Linked DNA regions of Mus musculus: all the other regions are linked to region 3. The links are chromatin loops, found by intact Hi-C in ENCODE. Cell type or tissue: heart. All regions are shown on one strand.

Evidence for each region. Hi-C counts contacts between places; a loop is a spot of excess contacts. Peaks named below come from ENCODE experiments on the same cell type or tissue, not always from the same donor. Only the 100,000 strongest peaks of a DNase experiment are listed, where the experiment ranks them.
Region 1: it touches region 3 in a loop (9-fold over the local background); 20 of 42 quality-filtered maps call a loop at or near these places.
Region 2: it touches region 3 in a loop (3-fold over the local background); 16 of 42 quality-filtered maps call a loop at or near these places.
Region 4: it touches region 3 in a loop (4-fold over the local background); 19 of 42 quality-filtered maps call a loop at or near these places.
Region 5: it touches region 3 in a loop (3-fold over the local background); 17 of 42 quality-filtered maps call a loop at or near these places.
Region 6: a loop joins it to region 3, with 3 times the contacts of the local background. A loop is called at or near these places in 3 of 42 quality-filtered maps.

The regions. Positions count from the first base shown.
Region 1 is chr13:21,707,790-21,711,789 of GRCm38, reverse strand. It overlaps n-TGgcc7 (a tRNA gene), which reads right to left and starts at 1,210; the gene lies at 1,140-1,210. It overlaps n-TMcat7 (a tRNA gene), which reads right to left and starts at 796; the gene lies at 725-796. In heart, a CTCF peak has its summit at 1,702 (motif pointing left); DNase peaks (open chromatin) are centred at 769 and 1,659; H3K4me3 peaks cover 1,973 bases; H3K27ac peaks cover 1,169 bases.
Region 2 is chr13:21,232,537-21,236,536 of GRCm38, reverse strand. Gm32525 (a long non-coding RNA gene) reads left to right here. Exons shown (of 5, transcript XR_003950579.1): 2 at 1,228-1,392; 3 at 1,962-2,004; 4 at 2,160-2,425. n-TAagc17 (a tRNA gene) reads right to left here and starts at 2,492; the gene lies at 2,421-2,492. In heart, a CTCF peak has its summit at 1,973; DNase peaks (open chromatin) are centred at 1,996 and 2,466; H3K4me3 peaks cover 1,845 bases; H3K27ac peaks cover 369 bases.
Region 3 is chr13:21,169,649-21,173,648 of GRCm38, reverse strand. Gm32298 (a long non-coding RNA gene) reads right to left here. Exons shown (of 3, transcript XR_382107.1): 3 at 2,875-3,085. It overlaps n-TMcat15 (a tRNA gene), which reads left to right and starts at 3,890; the gene lies at 3,890-3,962. n-TLaag7 (a tRNA gene) reads right to left here and starts at 3,613; the gene lies at 3,532-3,613. It overlaps n-TLaag5 (a tRNA gene), which reads right to left and starts at 3,443; the gene lies at 3,362-3,443. It also overlaps n-TQctg7 and n-TLcaa4. In heart, a CTCF peak has its summit at 1,897; DNase peaks (open chromatin) are centred at 388, 868 and 3,758; H3K4me3 peaks cover 4,000 bases; H3K27ac peaks cover 1,668 bases.
Region 4 is chr13:22,019,513-22,023,512 of GRCm38, reverse strand. It overlaps n-TRacg1 (a tRNA gene), which reads left to right and starts at 2,297; the gene lies at 2,297-2,369. It overlaps n-TScga1 (a tRNA gene), which reads left to right and starts at 1,013; the gene lies at 1,013-1,094. In heart, no CTCF peak of the experiment used is centred here; DNase peaks (open chromatin) are centred at 1,082, 2,322 and 2,842; H3K4me3 peaks cover 3,402 bases; H3K27ac peaks cover 1,890 bases.
Region 5 is chr13:21,273,381-21,277,380 of GRCm38, reverse strand. n-TTtgt4 (a tRNA gene) reads right to left here and starts at 1,425; the gene lies at 1,352-1,425. In heart, a CTCF peak has its summit at 2,155 (motif pointing right); a DNase peak (open chromatin) is centred at 1,340; H3K4me3 peaks cover 2,712 bases; H3K27ac peaks cover 1,027 bases.
Region 6 is chr13:21,406,424-21,410,423 of GRCm38, reverse strand. No RefSeq gene overlaps it. Among named protein-coding and RNA genes, the nearest start is that of Zkscan3, 5.7 kb to the right of the region's middle. In heart, no CTCF peak of the experiment used is centred here; DNase peaks (open chromatin) are centred at 1,813 and 2,863; H3K4me3 peaks cover 1,587 bases; H3K27ac peaks cover 1,888 bases.

The DNA.
Region 1 (4,000 bases), 540 kb before region 3:
GTTGTCAGAACAAACTTCGAAAGACTTGAATGTGGACAAAGAAAATCTCAGCGTGCCCTCTGGGAATAATGTAACAATAGTAATGGGGATCGTTTGCTGTCTTTGATGTATCGGGATATCTCAGCTCGATAGAGATTGACTATAACGGATAAGATGTCAGTTTTTTTTCCAGATATTGACTGTGGAAAGGAAGTAGGGCTGGCGTGTGGCCTTTCCTTCTCAAGACCTCACCAGGGACGACACTCAATTCTCCACCAAGCGACTATTGTTCCACACAGACTTTATACTCCTGTATAGAAAAAATTCTCAAGTTGGGAAATCTCCAGAGCTCTAAAGAAATCAAGGAATAAAACACACCATACTGAGCTGGTGGTGATACGCGCCAAGGAGGAAAACGGAGCAGGTGGAAAAGGCTACTCCATGTAACTTTCACAGACACTCTTAAACCGAGCTGGCTATAAGTAGTCTCTTTGAACGGGACATTCGTAGTATGCAGTTTAGAGGCGCACAGACATGCTACTTCTGCACCTGGGTTTACCACCTCCGAGTCTGTTTACCATCCCTCAGCTAATTGAAAGCGCGCTTCGAGATGTTTTCATCTTCATCTCGAAGAAATATTGTGCGCAGCATGCTTTAATTAGTTATTACTTTCGGTTTCTGCAAGCAAATAGAAAGTGAATAAAACTTTGGTTTTGTGTGACGAGGAAAAAAAAAAGCTGCACCTTAGCAGAGGATGGTTTCGATCCATCGACCTCTGGGTTATGGGCCCAGCACGCTTCCGCTGCGCCACTCTGCTAGAGCTGCCTAGGTGTTCTTTGAAATCACACTTGTATAGTTCGATGTGAACACTGTCTTCTGACAGCTTTTTCCAATGTGTAGTGATTAGCTGATTTAATTGGTGATTTACATATAGCAAAATGAGCTCCGAAGGATTTTATTTTAAATAGATAAATGAAATTCAATGTTTCTTTAAGAAAATAGTTTGTCACTAACCTACTAGTCCCTTTCATTTGAAAGAACGATTTTATTTAAAATATGATTACTATGTACGAGTAATTGAAATTTAAGTAGGAAAAACGAATGATTCTAAGACAGATTGTATTTCGAATACATGATTTAGAAAAAAGGAAAACGAGACCTGCATTGGCCGGGAATCGAACCCGGGCCTCCCGCGTGGCAGGCGAGAATTCTACCACTGAACCACCAATGCTCCGGTAGTTTGTACTTTAATCGTACAAGTAATTATACTACCCATACGAGAAAATTCCATTTCAAAATATCACCTTTTTTAAAATAGTTATTAATATCATCTTACACTTTTAATGTTAACTATTAATAATGTTTCTTCCTTATTTACGGCAACACTGGGCGTCCCAAGCACTTGCAAGCCACCAGCTAGTAGACCGTAAGTCTCCATTCGGAGGTGGAAAGATTGACAGACTTGGGTGGTACCGGGGATCAAGGGTATTGAGACCCGGGGAGGGCACTACGGATTATGTGAATATCACCTCAGTGGAGGCGTTTCTCAGAAATCGCTTAGGAATCTGGGTGGACCCTGAAGGAACGTGAGCAGGACAATGAAGAAAAGTTAAGGGAATGAGAAGAGAGTCCAACGGAAAGGTGCAAAAGAGCAGACGAAAGGGAAGAGAGGAACCCCAATGCGCGCGCTGGTATGTCGGATCAGTGCTGCTCCCTACTGGTCGGAAGTCGGAAGACCGGAGGGGCGGATGCTAGAAATGAGGATTCGGCCTTAGGAGGTCAAGGTTGCATTTTCAGAAGTAACTCTGTAATGTTCTTTAGGAAAATCGAGTCTAGCAATGCCAATAAAGGATAACTTTTCCCCAAAGGCACAGTCATGACTTCCATAAAAACATAAAAATGAACTCGGGTTAAATGATTTTGTATAATAAATTCAAGATGTGACTGCTGTAACCTAATCAACAGAAAATCTAAAAAATAAAATGTCGAAATAAAATTGTGAGAAAAGCCATACCTGGTATTTCTTTTGAGCATACTAAATCTGGTTTTGCCCGGGGCCTCCTTTCAGGCCTTCCCAGGTGAGAATATAAATATGCAGCCCTACAGAAACTTCTGGAAAAGTAGAAAGGGTGTCGAAATGCTTTCCAAAAACCTTTAGGATTCCACATATATGTTGGGACAGAAGCTGACGGAGAAGCTCAGTGGTGAGTAAGGAGGAATAGAGAGAAGAGGGAAGAGAAAGAAAATTAAAAACAAAAACAAATAAAAACACACAATCAAAATAACCCCAACAAACTAACCTCTTAGCTATGTAAGCTCAAAATCCTAAATTAAGTAATGCACCCGGAGATAAACATACCCAGGCTTGACCCAGGAAACTTGGCTTGGAGCGTTACCAAAGATGATTAACAGAAGAGGTAAGAGTTGTCAGAACAAACTTCGAAAGACTTGGATGTGGACAAAGAAAATCTCAGCGTGCCCTCTGGGAATAATGTAACAATAGTAATGGAGATCGTTTGCTGTCTTTGATGTATCGGGATATCTCAGCATAGAGGAGAAAGAGCATTCAGCATTGAATCAAAATGCAAAACCTGTTCAGCAAAAGGCTCTGTTAAGACATTTAAAAACAAGCCACAGAGAGGCAGAAAATATGCACAGCATACCTGATGAAGGGTTTCTTATTTATATGTTGTTAATCAATCAAAACCCACAGACACTGAGGAAGGAGAGACTCTGGAAACATTGCTGGGAAGAGAGACCATGGCGTTACGATATCTTTGCCCAGAAGGTTTCTTAGGGTTTCCAGATGTTTAAGATGTCCAAAAAGGTCTCTCCACATTTAGGAAAAACTTTAATGCAAAATCGCTATTGCAAAGAACAAAAAGGACTCCTGCAAAAGAGGAAAGAGTTTTCTGCCATACAGTACTGCGATCATAAGATCTGTGCAGAAGGAATTTCCCTCATGTAAAAAGGAGTTAGAGGCTCAGGTAAAGAAACCCCCAAGTGGAGGCCTCAGAAGCAACATTTCTGTCTCCTCATTGCCCCACCAGAGGATTTAGGACGCACATGTTACTTTTCTTTTTGGCAGATTTACACTATTTGGTGGTGGTGGTGGTGGTGGTGGTGGTGGTGTGTGCATGCGTACCATGGCCTGCATGTGGCATGGCCTGCACCATAGGACATCATAGGACAACCGTTGGAAGCTGATTCTTGCCTTCTCCCCTGGGATCTTAGGACTGAACTCAGATGATCAAGGATGTACTCATCTCTTGAGTGCCATCTCTCCAGCCATGTGCCCCTCTTGTTCAACAAAGCTAGATTCTCATTATTTGTCTTACATGTGATGAGCTAAATTGCTTATCCTCGTCATCGGTCAGGACAAAGTGCTCACTAACTAACCTTCAGTCCCTTTAAGCATGAGCCAGGCAACAAGATGAGCTACCCTGAGTGAAGCACTGTATGATATGATTGTGCTACCCTTTAATCTAAAGTCCTCACAGCTGGCTCTTTCTGATGTAATCCCATCGAAGGAGGTGATTCCTCTTCCGTCGATCCTAAGGCACGGAGATAACACCGCTATCAAGGAAAGAGGTTACTAAGCAAAAACCATAACAAATAGATTTGATCTAATTTCGACATGTTGTGGGAACTTAGAGGTAGACCATTTAAAGACCCAGGGAGAACCCTCTCTTTAGGATTATATTTACTGAAGTATAGGCAGCAATGGACAGTAAAAATGTGCTTGCACAAACAGAAATAGGCTGAATGGGAGCCATAAGATGGCCCCATGACATGATTTGAATATGCTTGGCTAGGAAGTGACACTATTAGGAGGTGTGGCCTTGTTAGAATAGGTGTGTCACTGTGGGCATGGGCTTTAAGACCCTCAGCTGCCTGGAAGTCAGAATTCTGCTAGCAGCCTTCAGATGAAGATGTAGAACTCTCAGCTCCTTCTGCACCATGCCTGCCTGGATGCTGCCACGTTCCTGCCTTGATGATAATGGACTGAACCTCTGAACCT
Region 2 (4,000 bases), 63 kb before region 3:
TAGTCTTTGGGCCCCCATTCCTGGCTTAATTTCTTCTTATCACTGGGTGTAAGGAGGCACTTGTGACTTCAGATCATGGAACCAGGCACCGTGGGAGACTTTAGTCAGTAGAGCTTGAATTGGGATGGGTAATATTGGAAATGCCTTTGAAAAAGAATACAGCACAGCATTTTGAATGTTAGGATAGCCTTAAGGACATTTACATCCACACAACTTCCACCCCTCACAGGGAAGCAGTAGGCCTCACACAGCCATAACCCTTTCCTTTCAAGACTGTCTAAGGCTTGAGCTAGAGTGGGGCTTAGTGGTACCTAGAGGGTCTGAGTACCACAAACAAACTGTTAACTGAAATTACAAAAACTTCTCAACCTCTCATTTCTCCTGGAAAAAGCAAAACAAAAAAGATGAGGCTGTTGAAGGATAGTCTTAAAATAAACAGAACTGGGTAACTGTGTCTCATTGGGATCAAAATTCAGTTGGGCACAATGGTATGTATTATCCTCAGGCAGACCTGTGGGCCCTATTTTTAAATCTATTTTATTGGGTTCTTATACCTACCACCCTTCCATGCCTTATTCTACCCTAATTCCTTCCAACCTCCCAACACTAGGTAGAAGAGGAAAGTTAGAGGAAAAAGTGGGTGTAGACCTCTTTAGACTACTTCCTGCTAATTAGAGTCATTGGAGTTCCTTGAGGCAAGTCCAATCTTCATGTCAGGATATCTCCAACTTCTTGTCTCTTTGTTCACAACCATTTGGCAGACTACAACAAGAGGAGGAGGAGCAGCCTTCTTGAATCGCCAAGGTCCCTCTCTGGCATTTATCCCCTCTCCACAGTCCCCAGAATTCCAAATGTAAACTGTTTCCACCTAGCAACAATTATGCCCCTACTAGAGCATGAGACAGATCATAATCACCTGCTTTGAAGCAGCCTCTTATCCCACACCTGGGATTAAAACAAAAACCCATTGACATAACATAACTGGATTTTTTAAAGATACCCAAACTCTTTACATGGTCTAGGACTTTGTCCCTTCTTTTCTTCTTCCTTAAATGTCAGAGGTAAATGTGCCCCATGAAATCTATTCCATGTATGTAGAGCCCTAACAGGAGACAGAGAAACAATGACAGTAACCAGGGCCTTTTCCCTCCTATATTGATCATATTCCTTTCACTACGCAAACTGGTGCAGTCCCCATGGCTGGAACTTGCTAATCATTTTCTCCAGGCACAGTGGTGGCAAGAGATGCTGTGAAACTCAACTTTGGAAACAAGAAAAGGGAAGGAGTACAAATGCATCAACAGAGCAAAAAACAGGCTATTTTCTCTGTCAGAGAAAGCCTGGATTCTGAACGGCAGTTCTACCCTCTCTTCACAGCCAAACCCCCGAACGGTAAGACACTTTATTCTGAGAATGCATGTCTTTTGAGCATTTCTGAAAACTCCCTGGTGACATTACAGGCCAGCTTCATCCCTCAGTTCATATTTCCATTACAGTTGCAAAAGATTCTAAATTAAAACGGCATCTTTCACAGCTTAAAAGTGTTAATATGAACATTCTTGAATTGTAGAGAGAACAAAAGCAACAAACACAGATTTTTATCTTATTTAAAAATTGAAAACAAAGACACAAATGTTCAGGTTTACATTATAAGCTATCAGTGTTAATTGCAACATTTTCAAATTTTTTGAATTAAAAGGAAAATAATTATCACATATTCAACTGTGTACAGTGATTCAGAAATTACAAACATCTTAATAGCACGAAGTGAGAAAACAAAGAGAACAGGAGCAAGAAGATTATTCAGACGTAGAAATCCATGATTCCTATCTTCTTAATCTATAAGTACATTCAGACGGAAGCCTCGTAAACTTTAATGTCGAAGGATCGGCCTGGATTACCATTTAAAATACGGTTCTAATTTTTGTACACTGCTAACCCAGATTGCGATTTCTCTCTAGGGTCTCGACACCGTCTCTCCGACAGACGGCGCTGCTGTCTCAGGTGAGTGGATTCCAGGGATCATCTGAAAACAAACCGGGAACCCACGTGCCGAACTGTAGGGCGATGCGGTAAAAACAGCTATTTCAACAGGAAAATTTAGAGAACCTGTGCCATTCTCCTGTTACCATTGATCCTTTTCTTTCCTGGAAATGAAGGTAGATGGTCACGTTACCTTCAGAACCTGAACCTTGCCGTTTTTGGACTGAGAGAACCGCTGTTCCTAGCTGTATTTTGATTTTCCATCTTCTTCTGATGCTATGAGATGGTATCGGCTCGGCAGCAGTGAAGTGAAGTGAAGGTTTGCTGTTTGTCCCGCAGCATAATATTGTATGGAAGGGTTTGACTTTCTCTTCGAGCAAGGAAAAGTGTAAGTATATTTGTTGGAGAAAAGCGAGCAGATGGAGGCTTGAAAACACTGGAGGTGCCGGGGATTGAACCCGGGGCCTCGTGCATGCTAAGCACGCGCTCTACCACTGAGCTACACCCCCGACACAGCTAAGCTCTTGGGAATACATTCAAGACAGAAATCTGACTTTTACTAGGTTTTGGAAGTATGAACAGAAGCCGAAGGCCATAATTATTTTCACCGATTTTTTTGAAAATCAAGCCAAATCCTGGCATCTGACCATCTGCGCGCTCCCGGGTCCGAACCAACAGCTTTTCGAAGCTCTGGGTTCTGTGTGCATGGATCCACCTCCCTGAGCCCGGGAAAGAGCCAGGTTGAATACTTTTTGTCCGACTTTATTCCCCTCTTGTCCGCCGCCTAATTTTAAATGATTGCAGAGCCCGGAACGATGTACCTCCTCTGTAATCCCAGCGCTTGGGGTGGAGACAGGAGGATTATCTAGAATTGCAAGACAAACCAGAACTATACCGTGAGACTCTGTTTCCAAAACTGAAAAATGAGAGAGGAGGAGCGGGGAAAGTGAGGGAGAGAGGGAGAGAGGGAGAGAGAGAACTAAAGGCGTTTTGTTTGTTTGTTTGTTTTTGTTTTTTTTTTCAGATCGAAAGTTGTGACTCCTGATGATAAATTAATGTGAACAAAGGATATAGGTATATATAATTACGTGATCACAGATGACATAAGTGTGGAAAAGTGAGCTGTTTAGAGGAAGGGAGAGGACCAACCAGAGGGGGTGGAGCAATGGAGAAGGTAGTGAATGATATGAAAATGCAATAACGAACCTAACTAATTCGTGTGCTGACATAAAATTAATAATAGTAATAATAAAATTACAGTAGTGTACTTTTCTTATTTCTCCTCTTAAATGATTTATAATGCAACCGTATAAAGATATGCATGGTTGAGAATATAACACAGGGCTGAAATATGTGTGTGCAACATTTGCCAATGACAGTACAATGGATGTCGCCAGAACAAAGAAGAATTGGGCTAAGAAAGTGACAGGTACTAAGTCAATTAATAATACCAATATAATTTTTTCTTTACAACTGATAGATGCAATGAGTATCACATTAATATCACAAGAGCAGAAAGCCTAGAGCTTTGTAGGTGTGACCTTCCCATATATAACTGGAGTTAATTTTTCATAAAACAAGGTAATCCCAATTTGTGAACTTGTATAGTGTAAACTACATAAATAAGCCACCTAAATGAAAGCTTTAAAAAATGTTGTGAATATATCATTAATAAAATCTAAGTGCTGTATTAGAAAGTATTCACTTACTATTAAAAAAAGATTTGAAGAGTGAAGTAGAAATGAGATGTAGAAAACCGAAAGGGAAAATGATGGCACAAACCCAGCTGTTCCAGTTCTATTAAATATGAATGAATTAAACAATCCAATTAAAAGGCATAGACTGTAGGCTTGGATTTTAACATCATGCTCCAAGTGAGTAACACCAGCAAGATGAAAAGACATGAGGAACCCAGTGTAGTGACTCCTGCCTTCAGCATTTGGAAGGCAAAGGCTGGTACATCTCTATTAATTCAAGGCCAGCCTTATAGTCACAGTGAGTTCTAGGACAGTCAGGG
Region 3 (4,000 bases):
CCTTTCTTCGGAAAGCTGTCTTGTTTTACTATGATACCAATTTCCAAGAATGGGCAGCTCTGCATTTGCCTGAAGATGGTCAGGTCTGCAAGTCTGTGGCAGCAAAGGACCTGGGATTTGAGCTGAGCTCTGTACTGACATTTCCTCGTCTTACACTTGACTTTTTCCTTCCAGTGTTTCTAGTCTTTAATCCTTGATCTTGCAGCTTTTTCGTACTTGTGCAGTTACTTTTCATAGCTCAGGCTTCTGCCACTCTCTGGTTTGCACTGCAGCCAGTGTTCATAAACTAGATTTACTTGCTAATCTAGTCTGCTCTTTAGCTTCCCACCCCTGCAAGCTCCACCAACTGGGCGCTTGTGCACACCATCTCGGAACAGCTGGAGCTACTTGTTCCTTCGTGACCCGGATGAATGGCTCTGAGCCAGACCTGAGCTTGCAAGGATCCTCAGGATTTCTGAATTCCGTCGCACTCTGGAAGGGCCAGGAACCGAGGCGATAAACGCCGAATTCCAGATAGGATTGGAGAAAAACAAACAAACAAACAAACAAACCAACCAACCAATAACAAAAAACAACACTAAAGGGTTTTTTCTGTCCATGTTTAGAATAGAGAAAAATAATTTAGTTAACTTTACAGGGAGTTAGTTATATTTCCATGCACATTAATTACAGTTGAAAGAATCATTAATTGCTATGGAGGCGGCATGTCAGGATGGCCGAGTGGTCTAAGGCGCCAGACTCAAGCTATGGCTTCCTCGCTCTGAGGGTTCTGGTCTCCCCTGGAGGCGTGGGTTCGAATCCCACTTCTGACAGCTGTATTTTTCTTTCACAGACTCATCTGTTCATTTTCTATGCTAGCCTACTCCAGACCTTCCGTGAACCTTGTCCCACTGATCTGTGCTTCAGCCCTAAAGGTGCATTTGACACCAACCATCAACGCACAGAACTGGGACCCCCTGTTGGAAAACAGGCTCGTGGCAGCCATATACTACATGAGCTGTTTGAATCTTGCGCGAACGGTGTAGGAAATGTGCACCAACTCCAATGACAGTTGAAAGTTGAGTGTGGAATTGACAGGGTTAGATATCCTGACCTTTAGCAAGATCAAGGCCATCAAGAGACAAATGCTGGAATACAAAAGGAACTATTCATTGAATAGAAGAAATGCAGGAATTTCCTGAAACTGTTCACCATATGAGACAAAGCAAAGGAAAAAAAAAAAAAGTAGGTTCCACCGAGATTTGAACTCGGATCGCTGGATTCAGAGTCCAGAGTGCTAACCATTACACCATGGAACCACCGCCTTTTGATTGCCTTCCACACTATCCATCTGTAAATTCTGAATTAAAAAAATGCATTATAAGAGGAAAGGAACTTAGCTGTTACTTGAAATTGTTACAAATTTTTGTTTCACAGTAACAAGCTAGAAGTTTCGTTTGTTTTTTCATGAATGGCTCAGCTCTATCCTTGGTTCTTTTATTTATTTTTCCTGCTGGATTGTTTGTTGTTTTCTTTTTCTTTGTCCAATTAATTTTCTTGGTTAGCACACCAATAAAAGGGCCTAATTGTGACGTATCAGTACAAAAAAGTTATTAAACTTCGTTCTTATCCCCTACTTCTTTACTCTCTCTCCCTTCTCTGTTCCCCCCTCCCCACCCCACCCCCGTTTCCAATCTACTTTCACAGCGCATCTAAAGTCACGTCCTCGTGCTCTTTGCAAGCGCATGTTTGGTTTACAAATGGAAGGGAAACAAGACTTTAAATGAAATGTCTATCCTCCTAATTGATCTAGTAGTATTTTTATCGGAGCAACTCAGTTCTTCACTAGAAAAATTTCGTCTTCAGTGCTGGACCACAGAAATGGCCACGTGGTCTGTACAGCGCCTCCTGTCCTGTTCTTCTGCATCTCAGAGCCTGGCAGCACTCAGAGCAGTTCCTGCGATTTGTGCATTTTTTCCCACCACTACAAAAGGCAAACTGGATGTTAGTTAGTCTTGCAGTCCAACCATTAGAAATTGAATTTCTCTATCTCTGTATGTATGTATGTATGTATGTATGTATGTATGTATGTATGTATGTATGTATTATGTATGTATATACATATGTATGTATATGTGTGTGCATGTGTATATATATGTACACACACACACACACACACACACACACACACACACACACGGTATCTACAGACTTGTCATGTGCAACTACTGCATGTCAGAAAGTATCCTGTCAGCTGCAATCAGGAGCTGCAGCTTGTAAATGCTTTTGCCTCAGCACAAGGCAGCCGGTGCGACGGCGGAACCTTCCTCCCTGCTCTACAGTCCCACCATCCGGCCTTGGCGGCTCCGCTGAAGTTCACTCGGGGCGTGCAGCGTGAACGTGGAAAGCAAGACAGGTGGTCTTGAGAAAGAAGCAAAGGTTCACTGTGTCAGGACCGTGGACCAGTTTTAGACTTTGCGGGTGTGATTGTGCACGTCTCTTTTTTCCTTCACTGCACGCCACAGGCTCAACTCTGTGAGTCTAAAGGACTCTATTCCTCCTTCTCTTCCCTGCCTCTTTCTTTTCCTCTCTCCTGACACCCCCACCTTCTTCTCCTCTTCCTAAAGTGTAGACACCCTCTTTCTTTTCCTTTTCCAGCGTGCAATTAAAATCACCGAGTTGCAAGCCTTCATGAGAAGATAATTTCTGAGTTGAGGCCTACCACTGAGAAGGAGGTTCGAGGGCTCCAGGAAATTCTAAGGGGCAACACTAAATCAAGGAGTCCCTAGCTGGTGGGCAAGAGGCAGCACCGAGGCAAGACATTTATGCCATTGTTAATTAATTTACTTTTATTGAAAACATTTCATACAATATATTTTGATCATTTTTGTTTTCCTTTGCAAGGTATTTCTTAGACACACACAGCTCAGATGAGCGCGATTCGGCTTCAAAATGAAATGAGAAGACTGTAGTGATGATGAAGACGTGGTTTTCCGTCTCCTGGTTGGGAAAGAATCCACTTCTTCCGTGGCCTAGGCTGATCTGTCTCTAGTTGCAAGTCGACGCCAGGAAAGCGAAAGATCCACATTCATCCTTCATTCGTTGACTAAGGCCACAAGAAAGAACTTTAGAGTCGTCAGGCCCTAGCCTATATATAGTAGGTGCGGAATAATGTCTCTTAACTTGAATGAATTAAAGAAAACTGTTAACTGTTGCTGGAGCCTTTTGTGTGGTGGACATGCAGAGATTAGGGGAGTGAGTACCACACAAATTACGGGTTTATTAACTGTTGAAGCAATCAGTTAGGAGAGAAGAATCCTAGCTGATGTAAGGGACCGACTGAAAACTGTCCTGTTCAATAGAGAGCACAAAAGTAACCTGTTGGCAGTGGTGGGATTCGAACCCACGCCCCCGAAGAGACTGGAGCCTTAATCCAGCGCCTTAGACCGCTCGGCCACACTACCGTTGATGTAGAGTTTTGAACCATGGCAAAAAACCTCCACTTAGTCGCAATAAAACATTAAAAGAAAAAAAAAAAAAAAAAAAACCGGTTGGCAGCGGTGGGATTCGAACCCACGCCCCCGAAGAGACTGGAGCCTTAATCCAGCGCCTTAGACCGCTCGGCCACGCTACCCCCGTCGAGGGCTGCTTACGTCTCGTCTTTCTGGAGGATCCATAACAGTCCAGACTCCTTTGCACGCGGCTCTCTGCAGCGAGCTTTCATTGTGCACTCTATGCGCTAATGCAGAAGCGCAGGCTCTGTTCTGGCGTTGTATCATGAGGCTTCGCAGCAAAAGCTCTTTTAGGTGCTATCATATCATCACTAAGAAACTACAACTATGAAACGTTAAAAAAAAACCAGCGCTAGTAACAGCAGGAATACGTGATTACGGAAACTCTGACAACGGGTGCCTCCTTAGCGCAGTAGGCAGCGCGTCAGTCTCATAATCTGAAGGTCCTGAGTTCGAACCTCAGAGGGGGCAACCTCAGCTTTTATTTTTTTTTTAATACATTAAACCTT
Region 4 (4,000 bases), 850 kb before region 3:
TTACCATGTTCTCCCAAGTGCCAGGATTAAAGATGTGTGCCATTATGCCCAGCTCTTGGAGTGATTTTTATAAATATATATGTCTGATCTCCCATGTATTTACTCCTATGGTAGTACTCAAAACACTTTGATCTCACTTTGATTTTATATTAAAGGCAGATGTGCACAAACACATCTCATATTCTCATTTTCTCTTTTCTTTTTTGAGCCAGGGTCTCATGAAGCCCATGTTGGCCTCTAACTTACTATGTAATGGAGGATTTCCTAAAATTTATGCTCTTCCTGCCTCCACCTCCCCAGTGCTAGAATTACAGGTGTATAACTACAGCCAACTCTTAAATGTGCATATTTAGATGTATGTGTGTGTTTCCAAAATTGTACCAGCTTATATTATTCTAAATTGTTTAACACTAATGAGAGAATTATTTTTTAAAAACTCGTATTTGCTGATGTGTTTTTCCAATCCTGCATATTCAGAAGAGAATGAGCTTGACTCACATGTACAAACATATCCTGCACATTTGTAGAAATACTGCCTCAAAAGGTGCATAAATTTTGAGTATGGATAGAACTTGCCAAATTCACTGAGAGCAGTGCTTCTCGAGTTGTGTGGAGAAAACAATCTTAAGATTGTAAATGAACATACAACTAACTCAGATTCTAGCCCCCGCCACATCTATGAATAAAAACTCGGTAATCTATAAAAACCGGAAGTGGGAAAGAAAGACTAAAACCAGAGATTCTGGTATGCTGGAATATTGTTCTCCCTTTAAAAAGCCTACAGGGATAGAGTGAACTTGAGTAAGACTTGGGGAAGAGATCTGGTTAGGGTTTGATGAAGTGATTGCCTTTTGTGTATTGCTGAAAGGAAACTTCCTAATAGATGGGAGTCTCTGGCGTTGATGGTATTATAGTGTCTAGTGCCTTCAGAGTATGTATTTTGCCTTCAAAGAATCTTTTTTAATTATTTGTTTAATATATAAATGACATAATACAAGCCAAGCTCTGGTTAGCTGTGATGGCCGAGTGGTTAAGGCGTTGGACTCGAAATCCAATGGGTTCTTCCCGCGCAGGTTCAAATCCTGCTCACAGCGTAAGAAAGCTTCAGACACAGCTTTCTGTGGAAGTGTGGTCAAACTTAAGAAAAATTAGGTGTGTTTTATTCCTGTGCTCACTTCTTTTTTTTTTTTTTTAAACTTTCTGTGATTACATCAGAAATGCCACCGGTCGTCTTTAATCCCAGCACTTGAAAGGCAGAAGCAGGAGGACTGCCTAGTCTACGAAGCGAGTTTCCAGACAGCCGGGCCAACACAGAGAAACTCTCGAAAAACAAAATAAAACAAAAACGAAAGGAAAGAAAAAGAGGAGAGAAGAAGGCGGGGAGGGAAAGGGAGAGGAGGGGTTGGGTAAGGAAGGGGAGAAGAGGGGAGGGAAAGCGAGCAGAGGAAGGGCAAATGGTTACTTTAAATAGTTACAGTTCCGTAGTATTTAAAAGAAGAAACAAAAAATCCAAAACCAAAGGGGGGGAAAAAGCTGTTGGGAACAAAAACGGAGTAGAATTCCAGAGTTCATCTGATATGCCAGGCAGGTGGAAATGAGTTAAAGGGAGGATACACTGAGCAGTTTGGACGCTACACAGTAGCACTGCGCGGCATTCAGCATACAGGCTGACCCCGAGGTGCACCAGAAAACCTTTGTCTCTTCTTACTTTTTTAAGTGTTTTCGCTCACATTGTACACTTAAGTAGTATTCAGTCGAACTTCTTTTATATTTTAAAGACAGCTCTCTAGGTAAATCCGGAATGCTGGGATCTAAAGGCTTGCCACCACTTCTGACTCAGCTTAATTTTCAACTGCACTCTGGGCTTTCAAATTGCTGCACGAATTGAGATCGTAAAACGTAAAATACTTAACTTTGTGATGCACACCTGTAATTCCAGAACTCCAGGAGGCTGAGGCAGAAGAACTGCCAGTCAGGGCTACAGAACGATACTATTTGTAAACATAAAAATTTAAAGAAAGAGGTGGGGAAAGAAGGAAGAAGAGGAAAGAGTGGATTTTTGTTTTACTCTATTATTCTGTCAACGGGCTGGCAGTAGGGGTTGTTTCATGTCAGAGGAACCAACTGCGTGTGTTAGTAATGGAAATTGCAAGGTGAAAAGACGAGTTTCTGTAACACAAGTGGTTTAAATTGTTCAAATCAAACATTTGTTGAATTTACTTAGCTTGAAACTAGGGCTATAATTAATTTAAGGTTACAGCTAATAATAACTAGAGTAGAACTTCATCCCTGTGGCGGGCCAGTGGCGCAATGGATAACGCGTCTGACTACGGATCAGAAGATTCTAGGTTCGACTCCTGGCTGGCTCGACCATGTCTCTTTTTAATACAAAGGAGAAACTTTCTTGTATTCAGATCCGTAAGAAAAACATATTAAGTCTTGAAAATCTGACTCTTACTATATCTTTGTCTTGTATGTCAGTGAACAGCATACAAACAGAAAAGGACTATCTATAGACATCACCCAATAGGGTATGTGGAAAACACTGTGTTGAGGAAAAGAAGTCAGTACTGCATGTTGTAATTAAAATGAATTGTCCAGACCACCAAACCTAGAGTTAGGATGTATCACCGGTTGCCAGGTGATGGAGAAAGATAATTTTGAAGTCAGGAAACAACGACGGCGTTGTAACACATGTACACGAAAAACCAGTAAATTGAACAGTTTAAAAGGCTGAACTTTTTTGAAAATCAGAGTATCAGAGGAAAAAACTAAAAATTGATCAATATTTTATTGGCTCATCCGCAACCACCCGTCCCCGCCCGGAGCCGGGCTCCACAGTTGGCTATACTTCTGTCTCTGAGCACTTCCGGGAGTGGTGAGAGTAGGGACAGAGACTGACTCGAGAAAGCGGGCTGAGAAACTTACATATTTGAAACCGATACTAAACAAAAATCCAGATAAAATTTAGAGTTAGAGAGTAGAGGAAGGCCGGGAAGTGCAGCTTTGGGACAGTGTTTGAGCAGGTGGACCTACATTCTTAAGTTTTCCAGGACGCGAGGTTTGAGACATGGAGAAGGGAAGGGGTCGTCAAGGCGAAACCCGGAAGGAACACAGATTAAATTAAATTAAAAGTAAATTGAGATCCTCACCCTATTCTCTATATCTTACTCAGATCGGATAGTTTGAGTTTCAAGCCGTGCTGGAATTAAAAGAATGACGTTACACCGCGCCCAGACTGCGTCTACTCCAAGCTCAATTGAGATAGACGGCGTGAAAAGAGAGCACCTTGGATTTCCTCGTCTTTCTCGTGGAGAACCATCACTAACCCACAGATTCCACCACGAGAGTAGTTTATGCGTAGCGTCGTTAAACGTAGCTATTCCGTCCTCCTCAAGGCACTTGGGCTATTTCGGGGTGTCTCGCTCATCACCTCCCCCTCCATGTCCGTTTTCTTCGGGCTAAGGTGCCTGCAAATCCAACAAAATGACCTGGCCGACTGACCTTGAAACTGCGATAATTTTCGTTATCCACTGCACGTACACACAGCGCTGTGTTGAAACCTGGAGTGCCCCCTAACTTAAGGAGTGCAGATTATTGAGTGATGCATAATTAATTTCTTGAACCATATATGAGCTGAGGTATCCTCGTACCTAATATACTCTGAAATCCAAAGAAAGGCATCCGGGCAGAAATGGAACCTGAGCTCATGAACATGTGATTTCGCCCACACTTGGAAAATAAAGATGAGCTCCCCCGGAAAGAGGACAGGACAGCTAGCTTCCCAGGGAGATACAACTCTGTATTTTACAATTATAATGACGTGCTGACTCTAAGTGAAGGGCTCTCTAACAGGCCCAAGCATGGCAAACGGTGGTGCTAGTAGGTTTTGCCTTTTCCCTCTCCCTCCCTCTCCCTTGCTAAACCATTAGATTACATTCCTAAAGCTAGCCCCCAACGTCTATTCCTTTATTTGGCTACTGATCTATTCCTGAGACTA
Region 5 (4,000 bases), 100 kb before region 3:
TTTCTTTTCGTACTGTAATAAGTCAGTTTCTTCTTCCGTGTCTCTTGGAGTGCTTCTTGGCTTTGTATTCACCGCGATGTAAACTCAGCCCAGAAGTCTGATTAAACTCCACAGTGCTGTCTCCGCAGAAGCATTCTCCAACCAGGTCTTTGCTCACCTTCATGTCCACATTTTCTGCTCTGCTAAGCATATTCGAATCCATAAGCAATAGAAAAGGTGGTCTTTAAATGTACAGAAGGAAAGTCATGCTAGAATACGTGATTATCCTGAGTTGCTATTTTTTCACTCAGTGTTGTGAGAAAATAAAAATACCATTACTATAAGATTGTTCCATTGCTCTTGTTAGACGATCGTTATTAAAAAGAAAATTCCCTTGCCAGATATGGTGGCCCGCACCTTTAATCGTAACGCTTGAAGCAAAGGCTGGAGGAACTCTGAGTAGGGCAGCCAGGGCTACACAGAGACCCTATCTCAAAAACAAACAAACAAACAAGGAACATCCATTTCTTAAAAGAAAGCATCCCTGCATTTCTACAGCAGGGGCAGAAAGCCAAGTGGGTAGGAAGCCGAATGGGTGGGGGAGGTGGGCTCCCCTCGCCCGCTGATGGAAGTTTTGGAAAAAGGAACTTGTGACCTCTTTTGCACTTGCGACCCCTTCTGCACCAGCGCTGTGCAACTAGCTTAGACTAACGATTCCTTAATCCCCACCACCACCACCACCACCACCCCCCCCCCCACACACACACACCCCGTTAAGACCCCAGGTGACGTAGACCCAAACCCACTACTGAATCTCAAAGCAAACTAGAGAATCGAAAGAAGCTGAAAAGAGGCGGAGAGACCTGCCTTTGACCCGAAAGGTAAAAAGCACAGAGATAGGAGACATCAATTCTCTCACTCATTCACTCAACAAACCGCGGCAACCCCGCTTAAGGAGCCGCTAGCGGTCCAGAATTGGGCTCTTTCCAAATTGTTATAATTGATGGTTGGACAGAAGTTCCCTGAAACCCGCTAGAGTCGCCGAGTCCCACAAGCAGCTTCCAGGCCGTCAACAGACTTTTTCTGTTCTGGGACACCAACTGAGGTGTCCTATGTCCCCTATCTCCCGCTGCTGGGCCGTTGTACGCACGGAGGGCCCAGGCATCAAACGCTCCTGGAAATTCTCTTGGTCCACGTTTGGCTTCTCGCTCTTTTTATTTTTGTAAAATTTATTCATTTGGAACGAGAAGAGGGTTTGCGGAAGTTTAGGCATATTCTTTGTTGTCCCGCCATTTTCAAGAGGGAGGACGGCACCTTACGGAGAGTATTGTCTTCATCCACAAGACAAAATGCTCCACAAAGGAAAAAAGATAGGCCCCACTGGGATTCGAACCCAGGATCTCCTGTTTACAAGACAGGCGCTTTAACCAACTAAGCCATGGAGCCAACTGCTGTACCAAGCCTGAAAACATACCTCTATTTAATTTCTAAGGGTCATTTTGTTCATTTATTTTTAAAGTAATTTAATTGTATGTTTAAGTGTTTTGGGGGTTTGAGGGTTTTTTATAACTGTATATTTAATTTAAATTTATTGTGTATTGCTCACGTGGAACGCTCTCGAAAAGACAAAGAATATCAATTGTCTGTGAAAGTGCTCAGCCTTCATTCGATTCCTATCGCACAGGGTCCCTGCTCCCACTGAACGAGTCGGGGAAAGGAGAGGGACACGGCACAGGACGGGTCTCTTGCCTGCAGAAACCCACTTTCTGACTTCTGAATCCTCGCACCAGAGTCTTTGGAACCAGGGGGACATTTACTATCATTTCCCCCTTTGATCGCGGTTGTTTGCATTTAACTAATTAACTTCTTTTCACCTTGTTTTGTTTGAGATACGATCTCAATTTTGTAGCACAGACTCGCCTTCAATTCAGGGCAATTCTTCTGTCCCGAGCGCTGGGGTTACAGGGGTGAGCCGTAACACCGTCTGTCTTCAAACGTTGGGAAAATTCGGCTGGTTACTTATTTAAATCCTGACGTATTTTTTCATTCTAAAAATCCCCTAATTACTCTTACAACCCAAGATTATGTGACCCCCTTCATCAAGTCAGCTAATGTATAGGAAGGCCATATTTTCAGAATTAGGATAACGATAAACGCACAGTAACTTTCAAGTGGTCACCAGAGGGACCCAAAGGGTTGCTTACAGCAGGACAGAATGAGGATAGTCCACAGTTTCCATCCAACACTGCGGCTTACGTTTCCATCCATCAATGCGGCTTACATTTCTTTATCCCAGCATGAGTCTAACTGGCTCAGCCGACTGTAGTGCGGTGGGAAGAGTAATCTCACCCAGGAAGAGGCAGCAAACGCTCTGGCAATGGTCTACTCCAACGAGCAGCCGGGGGTTCTATGTGCAAAACTCAGAAAAATGCATTGTTGGTATTTCTTTCCTGTGTTCTCTCCCTGTGTGTGTTGAAAACGCTAGGTGTTGTGATTTTTTTAAACTTGTACTATTGAACACTCGAGCATCCATTTTATAAAGGTAAACTGAATTCTGCAGATGATGGTGTTGTTTATCTATAATCCCAGCAGTCAGGAGGCTGAGGCCGGGAGTATGGGACCTCGCTCTGTAGCCCTGTGGAGGTTTCTTCAACGACTGCTGCAGAAACTCAAGTGGAAAAATACTTTGACAAAGCTATAAGAAAGAAAGAAAGAAAGAAAGAAAGAAAGAAAGAAAGAAAGAAAGAAAGAAAGAAAGAGAGAGAGAGAGAGAGAGAGAGAGAGAGAGAGAGAGAAAGGAAGGAAGGAAGGAAGGAAGAAAGGAAGAAAGAAAGGAAGAAAGAAAGAGAAAGAAAGGAAGAAAGAAAGGAAGAAAGAGAAAGAAAGAGAAAGAAAGGAAGAAAGGAAAGATAGAGAAAGAGAGAAAGAGAGAGAAAGAGAGAAAGAAAGACAATCAACCTAATATGACCAAGTCACTGATCTCCATGGTCCCAGGGAGTCCCACAGAATAAATAAGACGCTTTTGGAGGCAGTTGTTTCAATAAAAGTCTCTCATGAAGATTCTAAAACACTTCATTCTGCCCTAAATCACTTGCTGTTCGCTGTTTCTCTTTATCTCTTTGCCACAGAGAGTTGTGTTTGTATGTTTAGTTTTATCTCTCTTGCTTTGGAATTGTTTTGTAACAGGAAGAGTCAGGACTTGTTATCAGATCCAGAATATTCTTACCATTGATCTAGCGATCACCTGTTCTCTGCCCTCTCTCATGAGCAGGTGACAGAACTCTTCAGTCTTTCCTCCGTTACTGTAATTCTTCTATGATATCCCCTTTCCTTATCTGTTTGGCTTTCGAGATACTTCCTGTTAGCTCTGAACAAAAGATTAACTGAGTCACTTAAATTTTAAACATTGGGATCACATAACAGAATACATGTGCAAGTCCCTCAACACGGTGCATGGATAAACTCCCTGTAGACATCACCCATCCTATGAGCAGAGTACAGACTTAGTGGCTCTGCCAATGGCCATCCTTCTCCCTCTACTCTGCTAAGGTCTCTTCAAAATTCTGCAACCGCATTGTGAGTGCTTTCTCTTTAAGTTTCTATTCTATAGAATCTCTAATCTATGCCGCCATTTACAGTTCATATATAAAAGAAACAATACTTTTGTATCCTCCTACAACCTGACTTTTCAAAAAATTACACATCTTAAACTTAATCCATAGTGGTCTGTATAACTGTAGGCCATTCGTTCTTACTTATTTTTAACGTTATTACTTTATTTCTTTATTACTTTAAGACAGGGTCTTGCTATGTAACCCTGGATTGCCTCAAATTTCTAGCAGCCTTTCTGCCTCTGCCTTTTCAGCCCAGGGGCTGCTGGCTCGAGTTAGCAGGTACCTACCAGTCTGAGCTGTCTTAGGTACACTTTCTACTGATGTGATGAAACATCACAAACAATACAACTTGAGGAGGAAAGGGTTCATTTCAGCTTATATTTCCAGGTAACAGTCCATCACTGAGG
Region 6 (4,000 bases), 240 kb before region 3:
AGGAATGAAAGGACACTAGAACGTCTCTGACCATGGGAGGAGAGGAAAGTGACAAAGCAGTAGGCTGGGAAGACATTAAAAACACGAGAGCTTGGATTTTATAAATGATCAGGGAAATTCTAAAGACTTTAAAAAAGAAAGTGCCAGACTGTATTTGTGTATTGAGAAGTTCTGCTACTGCGTGGAAACAATGAGAACAAAAGCCAGAGTGGAAGCAAGCCAGAAAGAGTTGGAAAGAGTTGAGAGAAAGTTAAGAACCTAAGCTATCGCAATTCATCCAGAAAGACTTCCACTTAAGTAAAGCGACTAAAAGATACAGTTTTGAAAAACTGATACAACTGAAGGAAGAAACAAATGCACTGCCCTCATTCAATAGATGTTTCTGGAACTGGGACTAGCTTAAGACTCCTGGATACAATTCTAATGCACACAAGGAAATGTTGTAGCTTAGAAGGTGTTTTCAAGGTCTATTCCTGTAAAAACTAGAAAGATCCTTCCTACATTTAACATCCAGTTGCTATGGATTACCTGTAATCCACAAAGAAACCATTTCATAAGTATTTACTAAGTGCCCACTGTGTGTCAGGCAGCAAAACAACTGCAGTTTGATGTGTTCCCATAGTCTTCCCAGAGTGAACTAAAACCAGAAAAGTATAAGAACATTTTCTCATTAGCTTTGGCGTACTTAGCAATAATGGAAAAACAATAATGTCAATCACCTATGTTGCAACACAATCCCCAAAGTATACTGGGTCACAATTACAAGGAAATAGAGGAATAACTTAAATACCCTGAAGGAAGACTCAAAGCAAATCTATTAAGATGATAATATACAGACAAGCCAATGGCTCTTCCACAAGCTGATGGAATGGGAAGAATGGGGAGAGGGGTAGAGTTATAAGTGAAGGAGATTTTAAAACTACATACAAGTGGCCTACAATTGCATCCGAATTGGAATAAATTAATTGTAAAAGAAATCTGACAGAGGGAATTTGAATGTAAACTAGGTATCAGATAGTATTAGGGAACGCTCTTGCTTCTAATTGTGTCTGCTAATGATATGATGAATGTAGGGAAATGTCCGTAGACATGCGTTAAAGTCTGGAGAGCTTGCTCAGTGGTACTTGCAGAGGACACCATGCTCAGCACCCATGTGACTGCTTACAAAACGTCTGTAACACTAGTTTCAGGGTACCCTACACTTTCCGGCCTCCGTGGGCACCAGGCAGCACACAGTGCACAGATGAAAACACTCAACCACATAAATAAAAATTAATAATTCTTTTAAAAATATACTGGGGGATGACATGTCATGATACTTGTAGTTTATTTTACAATAAAGAAAATTATATGAAACAAATGCTGCCCGTGTTTCCGCTTATGAGAAAAGAGTGATAGTATGGCTAAAGGTCTAGCTCACTGGTAGAACGGTCTCACTGTTTAGAAAGGTGCTTAGCATGTCCCTGGTTTCAATACCCAACATCATAAAATAGAAATAAGGGCTGGAGATCCGGTTTGGCGGTAGAATGCTTGCCTACTCTAAGAAGATGCCCTGGGTTCCACTCTCAGCACAATCAATTAATCATCAAGGACTATAACTGTCTCAGGTGTCTCAGGACTGGGTTTGAGCCAGGAAGATCCAGCATCCTCCAGATTTCACCCAGACTCGGAGCCCGGAATCAGGGTTGGATCGCGCCGGCGCAATTGACACCCCCACCCCCACCCCTTTTCCAAATAAGGACTTTAAATCTCCTGGAAAGCGGAGAGTCGGCAAAGCCCGCTGGACTCAACTTCCCAGGTCCCTAACAGCTGTCCCCGTCAAAGACAGGAAGTGCGTCATCGGTCCTGAGGCCAGGAGCCAAATTAAGCCTTCCTTCCCTCCCTCTTTCTAAAAGCAGCTTTTCTCGGGGAATTATGAGATAACTGAGCTTCGATGACGCAAGGCTGTCAAGCTTAGGCCCAAATCGCTACCCCACCATTGGAGGCTGAGTTTGTAGGGCGCGCTGGTAGGGGCACGAAAACAAAAACTGTGGGACTGGAAGTGACTGCTAGTTCCCAGCCTGTATTCCTCCTCAGGTCAGATCTGTTCCCAGCCTTGACTCTAAATTGACAGTGTAAAGAGAGAAGAGAGGCGGCGAAAACGTAAATTTGTTCGTCTTCGGGCATTGCTTTTGTTTTGTTTTTGCCTTCCCTCCTAGAGCCTCCTGTATTTCTCTTGTGGGTTCATACTATAGAATATGGATTCTCAACCCGTGGGCTGCAACACTTTTGGAGAGCCAACGACCTTTTCACTGGGGTACCCTATCAGATAGCCTGCATATCAGATATTTACATTATGATTCATCACAGTAGCAAAATGATGAAATATCGACAAAATAACTTTGTGGTTGGGGGAGGGGGGTCACCACAGCATGAGGAACTTTATTAAAGGGTCTCAGCATTAGGAAGAAGCTGTGGAAGAAGACAAGTATGTGAGCAAGCAATTGCAGTGTGAAATGAGTTAAAACAAAAACTTGTGATTCGGCTAGAGTAGAAAATCCTGTGTGTGCCTGGCAGGTGAGTTAGCAACTGCCTTGCTGAGAAGTAGGCTCCACCTGGACCCACACGGAAACTAAATCAACGGAAAAGCCTGCCGTTTCTGCCTTCCTTTTGTATGTCTCTAAAGCAGGTTCCTGCTCAGCTCTGCATACGGATATGTTAACTCTTTAACTAGTTTCTGACTAAAACTTGATGATACTCATTCCCCATCAAGGTTAAAGCCACAAAGGTGAGACTAAGAGTAGTACTTACGGCCGGCTTTTGCTAATTTCCTATCCCGGATCCTGAAATGGCACCCGAAAGTCCTCCGTTATGGTCCTACGACATGGACAGCAGAGAAAGAGGGCCCTGCAAACAGAAAATCCCACGGGGATGCTTGAGAGGATGTTAGGATTGCCTGATTGACCGGAAACAGTAAGCTGAACAGCCTGCTTAAGAGCTAGAATGACGCAAAGGTGTTTGTACCCATCAGGGCTGTTTTTGATTCAAAAACTGTTTTGCTCCGATTACAGTACAGTTCTTTTGTTGGGTCACCAGACAAAGCATTTTCCCTCTGGCCTGTGTGGAAATGGATCCCAGAGTTCACCAAAGCATGTGGTACTTAAAACGTTCTTGCACAAACAGAAACGTTGGGATTGGGAGAGTGCCTTCTGAGCAAGCAGCTGCAGTTGACATGTAGCTTCCTTAAGGCATTCTTGAAGTGCTTAAGGCAGATAGATCTGACATTAGCTCAGACCAATGGGCTGTGGCTAACAGGCCTTGCTCAGGGTAGCTAGGACCAAGTAAAACAGCTATTAATAAATGAGTTAAATAGTCCCAGCTCTCAATATGATTGAAAATATTAAAAGAAGTGGTAATAATAAAGCCCTATCATTATTTTAATGGTGCTTTAACAGTATTAAAAGTGCTTTAACAATACTTCAAATGTTTAAGCAAGATTGTGTTGAGATACTTGATGCATCTAAAAAACTGAGCAATTCTGACTGACTAGAAAGTAGAATGTGCAGCAAAGAGCACCAACACTTACTTTTCCTGTATCCCCCAGAGAGGAATCTAGGTAATATGATTAAATTCCCACCCAGAAATGTTATTGTAGCAGCTTTTTGGAAAACAGACTATAAGGAAGTAAGAATGGGAGCAGGGGGATCAGTAAAAAACTGCAATGAAGTCCTTAATGAAAGCAGTGTAAGCGGGGATCAAGGTAGTAACCACAGAACTAGAGAAGAGAGCAGACAACACGAGTCAGAAGCTAACGCTGATGTCTTTGTGCCCTTGAAACAGACTGTCATATAGTTAGTTCAGTCTGACCTCAAACTCACTTTTCAGCCCAAGATGGCCTTGAACTCCTGATACTCCTGCCTCTGCTTCCCAAATATGGAAATTACAAGTTTATGCTATTAGTTGATTTTTAAATTTTATTAATTATTCAAAGTCTGTTTAATACAGTCTTGTGCTAAAGGTT